2 separate regions of the Homo sapiens genome follow, and region 2 is linked to region 1. The links are chromatin contacts, found by Hi-C or POLR2A ChIA-PET in ENCODE. All regions are on one chromosome and are shown on one strand. Each heading gives the region's core, a stretch centred on a gene start or an enhancer-like site at or near the end of the contact. The rest is flanking DNA. Distances are from core to core; before and after follow the strand shown.

Region 1 (4,594 bases), core at 2,095-4,594:
TTAGCCAGGCGTGACGATGCATGCCTGTAATCCCAGCTACTTGGGGGGCTAAGGCAGGAGAATTGCTTGAACTCCGGAGGCGGAGGTTGCAATGAGCCGAGTTCGTGCCATTGCACTCCAGCCTGGGCGACAAGAACAACAACAACAACAACAAAAAAAAAAACAACCAGAGGGGCCAGGAGGAGAGGAGAGAGGCAAGGGAGGAATTCTGAGTGAGGGGAGAGGCCAAGAAGAGAGAATGCAGAGCTTCTGGTGTTGGAGACGGGGAGAGAGCAGAGTCCTAAGAGTGGGTGAATAACCTCTCAGTGTGCCCCCGGCTCGCCTGTGTTTACTCACACCCCTGGCCCTTTTGCTTTCTCTTTCTCTTCAACTTCCTAGTGTGCTCATATTTATCTTGAGAAGCACTGTGTGGGGAAGGGCAGGAAAAGAGGGGCAGGGAGGTGGCAGGGAGGGTTGGGAGGCCAGAAAGGGAACCTGAAAGCCCACTCCCCCATCAGAAGGCATTACAGGGTTCCCTGGGACCCCTGCAGGTGCTTGGGAAACAGGCAGATAAGGCACTTAGGAGACATTGTGGGTCAGGAGTGACCCTATGGGTCAGGCTTTGAGGATGGAAGCAGCCAGCCCTTGGCATAGTGTTCTCAGACAGACTCAGCCCAGGAGCGGGTCGTGAAATCAATTTGGTGGGGTGTGACCTGCATTTTAAATAGGAAATTAGAATCACATCACCCTTGGTAAGGGTAAGTTTTGGTTTGTGTGTGCTAGGTCATGATGTCAAAAGTACTTCTGACTGTTGGTCACATTAAAAAAACTGAGGCAGGGTGCGATGGCTAACTCTTGTAATCCCAGAGCTCTGGAAGGCTGAGGCTGAAGGATGGTTTGAGCTCAGGAGTTTGAGACCAGCCTGGGCAACATGGTGATACCTCCTCTCTACAAAAGATAAAAACAAAATTAGCCAGGCAAGGTGGCAGTGGTGCTTGCCTGTGGTCCCAGCTACTCAGAAGGCTGAGGTGTAAGAATCCCCAGAGCCCAGGAGGTCAAGGCTGCAGTGAGCCATGGTTCTGGGCGACAGAGAGAGACCCTGTCTCATAATAATAACAACAATAAAAATAGAAAAACTGTTTTAAGGTAAGGGCTTTGTCAATTGCTACTTGGTTTAGAATCTTGGTTCTGTCACTTGCAACAAAGTTTAGTTTATGCTAGGCACAGTGGGTGGCTCATGCCTGTAGTCCCAGCACTTTGGGAGGCCGAGGTGGGCAGATCACCTGAGGTCGGGAGTTCGAGACCAGCCTGGCCAACATGGTGAAACCCCGTCTCTACTAAAAAATACAAAAATTAGCTTGGCATGGTAGTGGGCGCCTGTAATCCCAGATACTCGGGAGGCTAAGACACTCACCGTGCACTGTCTTGAACATGAAAGATGCTGCTTGAGCTTTAAGAGCTGATAGTGGGCCGAGCTCAGTGGCTCATGCCTGTAATCTCAGCACTTTGGGAGGCAGAGGCAGGTGGATCACCTGAGGTCAGGAGTTTGAGACCAGTCTGGCCAACATGGTGAAAACCTGTCTCTACCAAAAAATACAAAAATTAGCAGGGCGTGGTGACTCACATCTGTAATCCTAGCAACTCAGGATGCTGAGGCAGGAGAATCACTTGAACCCGGGAGGCGGAGGTTGCAGTGAGCTGAGATGGCACCACTGCACTCCAGCCTGGAAGACAGAATGAGACTTGGTCCCCTCCCCCACCAAAAAAAAAAAAAAAAAAAAAGAGCCAATGGTAAAGTGTGAGTTCTGGAAGGCAGAATTCCAACCCCAAGTTCTGGTTAAAAATGTCCAAAGAGAGATTTCAGGTATTTTTTTGTTTTTGTTTTAGAGATAGGGTCTTGCTCTGTCACTCAGGCTTCAGTGCAGTGGCTGCATTGGGGCTCATTGAAGCCTGGAATTCCTGGGCCCAAGCGATCCTCCTGCCTTGGCCTCCCAAAGTGTTGGGATAACAGGAGTGAGCTATTGCATGGCCAGGATTTGAAATTGGCCAGCGTATCACTAAAATCAACAAATGGTACTGGCCGGGCGCAGTGGCTCCCGCCTGTAATCCCAGCACTTTGGGAGGACGAGGTGAGTGGATCACCCCAGGTCAGTAGACCAGCCTGGCCAAGGTGGTGAAACTCCATCTCTACTAAAAATACAAAAATTAGCCGGGCATGGTGGCACGTGCCTGTAGCCCCAGCTACTCGGGAGGCCGAGGCAGGAGAATTGCTTGAACCCGAGAGGCAGAGCTTGCAGTGAGCCAAGATTGCGCCACTGCACTCCAGCCTGGGGGACAGAGCAAGACTCCCGTCTCAAAACAAACAAACAAATGCTACTAATCAGGGTTTTTCTGGCTTTTTATGGTTCATGTCTTGGGGTGCTGGAGGGACAGAATGTGGGGCATCCGCATTACTTGAAAAGTATTATTTAAACAAAATGCTTTGGCCCTCCTTAGTGGTTCAGAACTTTGCCTCTCAAGTAGAACTTGTTGGCCCCTTTCATCTCTATGAACAGAACACCGCCTATCGCTTGGGGCTGTTGTGAGGCCTCGGTGAGATAACCGTGCCATGCGCTGCTGAAACTGGCACTTAACGCTCAGTATGATTCTTGCGGGCGCTGGGCACCGCGGACTAATGTGGTACCTCCCTGCCTTCACAGGACTTCGAGTTTAATGTGGCTTCAGTGTCGTAACCTTTATCATTTCATAACAGAAACGGGTTCAGAGAGGAAGGGTGACTTGCTCAAGGGTACAAGCTTGCTGGGCAGGGCTTGGACTAAAACCCAGGAATGGCCCTGCGCGCGGATTACACAGCCTGGGGCTTCGCACACGAGCCCGAGTTTGAGTCCGATCGGCAGTTCCCCATCTGGCATCCAGAATGGGGTGCCCCCTGCTTTCTCCACGAAGTGGAAGGCGCCGAGAGGCCGGGCGGAATTCGGGGCCCCCATACGAGGCCGGGCCTGCACTTTCGGGGTGGTGGGCGCCCCGCTCCCGGTGCCCCGCGGAGCAGGGAAGCCGCTCGCTCACCACGTGACGCGCCGGCCGGGGGCACCCGCGCCTCCGTGCGACGCCCCGCCCACCGGCCTGCCGCGCGCCAGTGTCCTGGGTCGGGCCGGAGAGGGGAGAGCGGGGGAGGGGACGCGGCGCGGGGGGCGGCCGTGCGTCGCCGCGCGCCTTCCTCCCACCTCTCGCCGGGCCCTGTGTCTCCGCGCCGCGACTCCGCCCCCTCATCCCGCCGCCCAGGCCAATGGCGCCGCGGCGCGAGCCTCCCCGGCCGGAGGCGGAGCATCCGCGCGGGGCCTGGCGCGCCTGCGCCCTGCGCCCGCCCCTCGCCGTAGGAGGAGGTGGAGGAGGAGGCGGCTCGGGAGAGCGAGCAGCGAGCTGGCTGGATCGCCGAGCGCGAGTGAGGGAGCCGAGCCGCCCGCCGCCGCCGCCTCCGCCTCCCCTCCGCGAACAGGAGCCCGGGCCGGGGCCCGGCACGCCGCCCCAGCCCGTCCCTCGGCGTCAGGCCGCGAGGGTAGCGCGCGCGAGCGAGCGAGGGGGAGGGAGAGCGAGCGAGCGCCGGGAGGAGGCGGCCGGACCGAGCGGGCGCCCGCGCGTGTGGCGTGAGGGGAAGCCGCTTGCCCGCCCCCTTCGCCTTCCCTTCTCTCCCCCTCCCCGCTCCCCCCCCGACCGCGGAGCAGCACCATGTCGGCGCCGGCGGCCAAAGTCAGTAAAAAGGAGCTCAACTCCAACCACGACGGGGCCGACGAGACCTCAGGTGAGAGCAGCGAGCCCGGGGGCCGGCCCGCGCCGCCATCTTCGCCGCCCGCCCCGGCCCGCAGGCCGCCGGCGGGGCCCGGGGCGCGCGCGGGGGGCGCCGGGCGGGGGGGCGCGGCGCGGCCGGGCGGGGGCCCGCGGACTCGGCGCCCTTTTTTGTGCGCGGCTGGGCTGGGGGCCTGGGTGGCCCGCGCCGCGGCGGCCGCGCTGCGAGGCGGGGGCGCTGCGGCCTGCTCGGCGCGGGCGGAGGAGACCCCCCCTTCCTCTCCCCCCTCCCTCGCTCTCCTCCCCCTCCCTCCCTCCCGAGAAGCCTCTCTTTATTGTGCTCCGCCATGATGCCTCGCTCCCATCAGCCGCCGCCGCCGCCACATGGTGCGGCCGGACGCGGCCCCGCGCCCGACCTCCCGCGCGGTTCCGCTTCGCGCCCGGCCCGCGGCGGCGCCCCCGGCACCCCCGCCCAGAGGCTGGCCCCGGCGGGGCTTCTGCCTGGAGCTCGGGTGGGGTGGGGGCGCGGGGAACACGCGGGCGGCCGCGCGCTGGGCCTTGGCCGGCCGGGAGGATGCTCTGGCCAGCCCGGGCGCACTCCCCACGTGGGGCGGCCGCCCCGTCGCGCCAGCGTGCGGAGAAACCTGGCGCCGCGACCAGTGTATCGGGGGTCTTGGAAATGGCTAAGAAAGCTGGCCTCTGCCTAGGAGGCTCTCGGCAGGGGGGCTGCCAATCCGGGATGGTTACCGGAAATGAACCGCGCGATCTGGCCCTTTCACACCCACTTAGCTTTGTAGGGGGTTTGTAGTCTTTACAGGACAAAAGGGCACCT
Region 2 (4,659 bases), core at 558-3,057, 1.3 Mb after region 1:
CAAACACTATGGTGACTTAGGAATAGAAGGTTTATTTCAAGGATCACAGATACCTTATGTTTTGACAATAGGAGTAGATGCAGATTCCACAAAATCATATATTCATCTGCTGTTTCTGAAACTGGTTTTTGAATTAGGGTGCTGTGCTCCCTGGGTTGAAAATGTCTCCTATAGCAGGAGCCTGTGAGGTAACTGACAAAAAGGGGCTCCAGCACCACAGTGCCCTAGTTGTACATTCAAGTTAATACAACAGATTTTAATTAGAAAGGAAAAGCACACAAAATGAAAGGTCTTACTGAATTCAAATCTCATTAAAATGCAATTCTAGAACTTGCCATTAAAAACAGGTACAGGCTGGGTATGGTGGCTCACACCTGTAATCCTAGCACTTTGGGAGGCCAAGGCGGGTGGATCACTTGAGGTCAGCAGTCTGAGACCAGCCTGGCCAATATGGTGAAACCCCGTCTCTACTAAAAATACAAAAAAATCCATCTTGACCAACATGGTGAAACCCCATCTCTACTAAAAATACAAAAATTAGCTGGGCATGGTGGCAAAGGCCTGTAGTCTCAGCTACTCTGGAGGCAGAGGCAGGAGAATCGCTTGAACCTGGGAGGCGGAGGTTGCAGTGAGCTGAGATTATGCCACTGCACTCCAGCCTGGTGACAGAGTGATACTCTGTCTCAAAAAGAAACAAAACAAAACAAAAAAACTAGCCAAGCATGGTGGCAGGCGCCTGTAATCCCAGCTACTTGGGAGGCTGAGGCAGGAGAATCGCTTGACCCCAGGAGGCGGAGGTTGCAGTGAGACATGATGGTGCCACTGCACTCCAGCCTGGGCGACAGAGGAAGACTTCGTCTCAAATAAGTAAATAAAATAAAAACAGGTACAAACTTAGGCTTAATTGTTATAATTAGTCATAAGTCTGTTTCTGTTGCAGAAATGAAAACACTAAGGAGTCTGTTTCTGTTGTAGAAATGAAAACACTACGTTCATGGCTCTTTGTAGTTGCATTCTGAACACGAGATAAGAATGTAAGCAAATATATGATAAAAATATATGTGTGGGTTAAAAAAATAAAACTTAGCTGAAGTTTAGGAGGCAGCTGCATATGGATGAAGTTAGTGATATAAAGAATGTGGAGGCCGGGTGCGGCGGCTCATGCCTATAATCCCAGCACTTTGGGAGGCTGAGGAAGGAGGATCATTTGGGCCCAGGAGTTTGAGACCAGCCTCGGCAACATAGCAAGACCCTCATCTCTACAAAAAAAAAAAATACACAAAGTTAGCTGGGTGTGGTGGCGCACGCCTATAGTCTCAGCTACCCAGGAGGCTGAGGTGGAAGGATCACTTGAGCCTGGGAGGTCAAGGCTACAGACAGCTGTGATCACACCACTGCATTCCAGCCTGGGCAACAGAGTGAGATCCTGTCAAAAAAAAAAAAAAAAAAGAAAAAAAAAAAGAATGCAGAAAGACACATAGAGTACAAAAAGTTGCATTTTCATATTTTTATAACAATAATTATATTGTGTAAAAGGGCATTAAGGAGGCTGTTGTTGGATGTGCAACAAATGGAAGGGCTCAGAAAGTAGAAGCCTCAGGACTAATGAATGCAGCGGTGCTCTGAGCCAAATGTGTTCTGAAATGAAGAGAAAGGGGAAAATCACAACCTGTAGAAAAAGTGCCAGAATTTTGACTGTGCTAGAGTCTGAGCAGATGAGATTAGGAGGGGAAACTGCTATGGAATGTATCCCTTTAAAAAGCAGCAATAAACTTCTAGCCTATTTTGACGTTCTTAGAACACCTTAGTCACTTTCAGTTCCTCTCTTGTTTCTACGGATGCGGTAAAAGCAACAAACAAAAACAAACATCTCTAACTGCCCCAAAGATGCGGAGTGAAAGACACTGTAAAAAAATAAGATTTTAAGGCCGGCGTGGTGGCTCACGCCTGTAATCCCAACACTTTGGGAGGCCCAGGTGGCTGGATCACCTGAGGTCAGGAGTTCAAGACCAGCCTGGCCAAAATGGCAAAACCCCGTCTCTACTAAAAATACAAAAATTAGCTGGGTATGGTGGCGAGCGCCTGTAATCCCAGCTATTCAGGAACTTGAACCTGGGAGGTGGAGGTTGCAGTGAGCCAAGATCGCACCACTGCACTCCAGCTTGGGTGACAGAGTGAGACTCTGTCTCAAAAAAAAAAAAAAAAATTAAACTGCTTACTTTTTTTCATTAAAAAAAAAAAAACACCTAATTTCTGCTGGGCGTCATGGCTCAATGACTATAATCCCAGCACTTGGGGAGGCTGAATGGGAGGATCACTTGAGCCCAGGAGTTCGAGACCAGCCTGAGCAACATGGCGAGACCCACTCTGCACAAAAAATAAAAATAAAAATTAGCTGGGTGTGGTGTCATGCGCCTGTGGGTCCCACTACTTGGGAGGCTGAGGTGGGAGGATGACCTGGGCCTGGGGAGGTCGAGGCTGCAGTGAGCCAGATTGTGCCATTGCACTCCAGCCTGGGCAACAGAGTGAGACTCTGTCTCAAAAAACAAACCGAAAAAACCACCTAATTTTTTAAATAGTTTAAAAATTACTCCTCCAGATAGGTATGGTATTGTCAAATAACTTGAAGAGGAAAAGTATTAGGGATAATGAAGTTATAAAATTAGTCTTAGAAGGATGGATATAACTTGTAACTGTGTTTGGCTGCATCAACACTGATGAAAGATCGACGCTAATCTCAGAAAGCAAAATCTTGCTCTTTATAATTTAAAAAATGCTCCATTTTATTGTAAGCAAGAGGAGCTTAGTCAAGCCCCTCAGTGTCTGGCTTCAACCTGAAAACGGAATCTTCTGGTTCATTTCCTGATTTCTATGCAGAGATTGGACCACGAAAGCTGTCTAAATATGAATTGGTCTCTTTCCCAAGCTTGATCAATCAGCAGGTGCAAAGGTTCAACCAGCTTCCCCGCCTCTAGCTGTCCTGCATTCTTCTCAGCCCTGGAAAACCAACTGTGCCTCTCAAACATCCCACACTAGTCTCCATAGGTGATTCTCTCCCCCAGAAAACAAGTTCAAGACCGACCCAGGAAAGGAAGAAAAGAGGGTGATAGAGAGAGAAAGAAATCTCACTCTAAATACCAGGGAGAACTTTGAATGCAATCCAAAGACTAAAGAAGAAAGAAGTATACAAGCTAAATTATTAATGAGAAGAAAAAGCCAGATTTTTAAAGTCCTGACTTATTTCTAAACTCTAAATATTTCCAAGTTGGAGGGGGCAGTGGTAGAGTGGGTGCAAAATATTACAAAAATATTACAGGAAAAAAATGTTTAAGGCCCTGGCATCTGAAACTTAGTTAACACCAAGGAAAAAGATTTTCCACTAAAACGCTTGCCAATTCATTCACTTCCCACTTTAAGATGGCTCTGCAAACACATAGGTGATGTCCCTTTCTAAGAGAAGGGATCCCACTTCTCAACCCCACTGCCATAGTTGAGCATCTGACTCAAGGACTTGCATGAAAAACTCTATGGGAATAGGTGCTAGAGCTAAAAGGTAAAAATTGCTAAGAGGGGCTGGACGCAGTGGCTCACGCCTATAATCCTGGCACTTTGGGAGGCCGAGGCAAGCGGATCACTTGAGGTCAGGAGTTTGAGACCAGCCTGGCCAACATGGGCATCTCTACTAAACCTCATTTCTACTAAAAAAAAAAATGGCTGGGCACAATGACTCACGCCTGTAATTCCAGCACTTCAGGAGACCAAGGCGGGCGGATCACAAGGTCAAGAGATTGAGACTATCCTGGCCAACATGGTGAAACCCCCAACTCTACTAAAAATACAAAAATTAGCTGGGTGTGGTGGCATGGGCCTGTAGTCTCATCTACTCGGGAGGCTGAGGCAGGATAATTGCTTGAACCCGGGAGGTGGAGGCTGCAGTCAGCCGAGATCGTGCCACTGCACTCCAGCCTGGTAACAGAGCAAGACTCCGTCTCATAACAAAAACAAAAAACAAAAATTAGCCTGGCATGGCGGCACGCACCTGCACCTGTAATCCCAGCTACTCAGGAGGCTGAGGCAAGAGAATCCATTGAATTTAAGAGGAGGAGGTTGCAATGAGCCGAGATTGTGCCACTGTACTCCAGCCTGGGTGACAGAGCAAGACCCAGTCTCAAAAAAAAAAAAAAAAAAAAATCGCTAAGAGGCAATTTTTGTCCATGTGCATGCCAAATTAGTGGAAAAAACGCTAATCTGCAGAGATGAAGAGGAAAGCAAACACAAGACATTATTACCCCCATATGTTCAAAATGTACCTGTGGACTTTCCACTGGCCAATTTAAGTCCCTTGTGAGACTGGCCTGTTCATCCAGCCACTGGTTCTGTGAGATATCCCTTGCAACAGACACTTTTGTCTGAGCATCTTGGCTGACAATCTAGCAGCTATCCCCCATCCATCCCATCTTCCCTTTGGCAGAGCACCTGTCTTATTACAGGATCACTTTCTCCATCTCTCTTGCAACACAGACATGGGCATGTGACATTACCCTGGCTAACCAGATGTAGCAGATATCTACTAAACACGTACTGAGAAAGGTTTCCTCCCAAAAAAACCCGGATACTTTTTGTATTTTTAGTAGAGATGGGGTTTCACCATGTTGGAAA

What was found. A loop is a pair of places that touch in the nucleus more often than their neighbours do. ChIA-PET counts read pairs that join two places held with the same protein, here RNA polymerase II (POLR2A). Pooled maps may share reads with other maps.
Region 2: a pooled map shows a loop between it and region 1 (5-fold over the local background). The contact joins the enhancer-like site here to the promoter of SET in region 1. A Hi-C loop is called at or near these places in 2 of 50 pooled maps. POLR2A ChIA-PET finds 5 or more read pairs at or near these places in 4 of 52 experiments (WTC11, activated B cell and activated T-cell).

What each region holds. Positions count from the first base shown.
Region 1 is chr9:128,685,878-128,690,471 of GRCh38, forward strand. SET (SET nuclear proto-oncogene) reads left to right here and starts at 3,345. Exons shown (of 8, transcript NM_003011.4): 1 at 3,345-3,778. The coding sequence starts at 3,706. RefSeq lists enhancers at 62-151, 192-291, 1,642-2,518 and silencers at 2,805-3,714, 4,095-4,214.
Region 2 is chr9:130,005,809-130,010,467 of GRCh38, forward strand. All of the region lies in intron 1 of FNBP1 (formin binding protein 1), which reads right to left. Among named protein-coding and RNA genes, the nearest start is that of FNBP1, 35 kb to the right of the region's middle. RefSeq lists enhancers at 1,833-1,982, 2,143-2,192, 4,242-4,291. Within about 2 kb of position 1,808, at least 8 of the 41 ENCODE cell types and tissues checked have a DNase peak (open chromatin) inside an H3K27ac peak, as active enhancers do.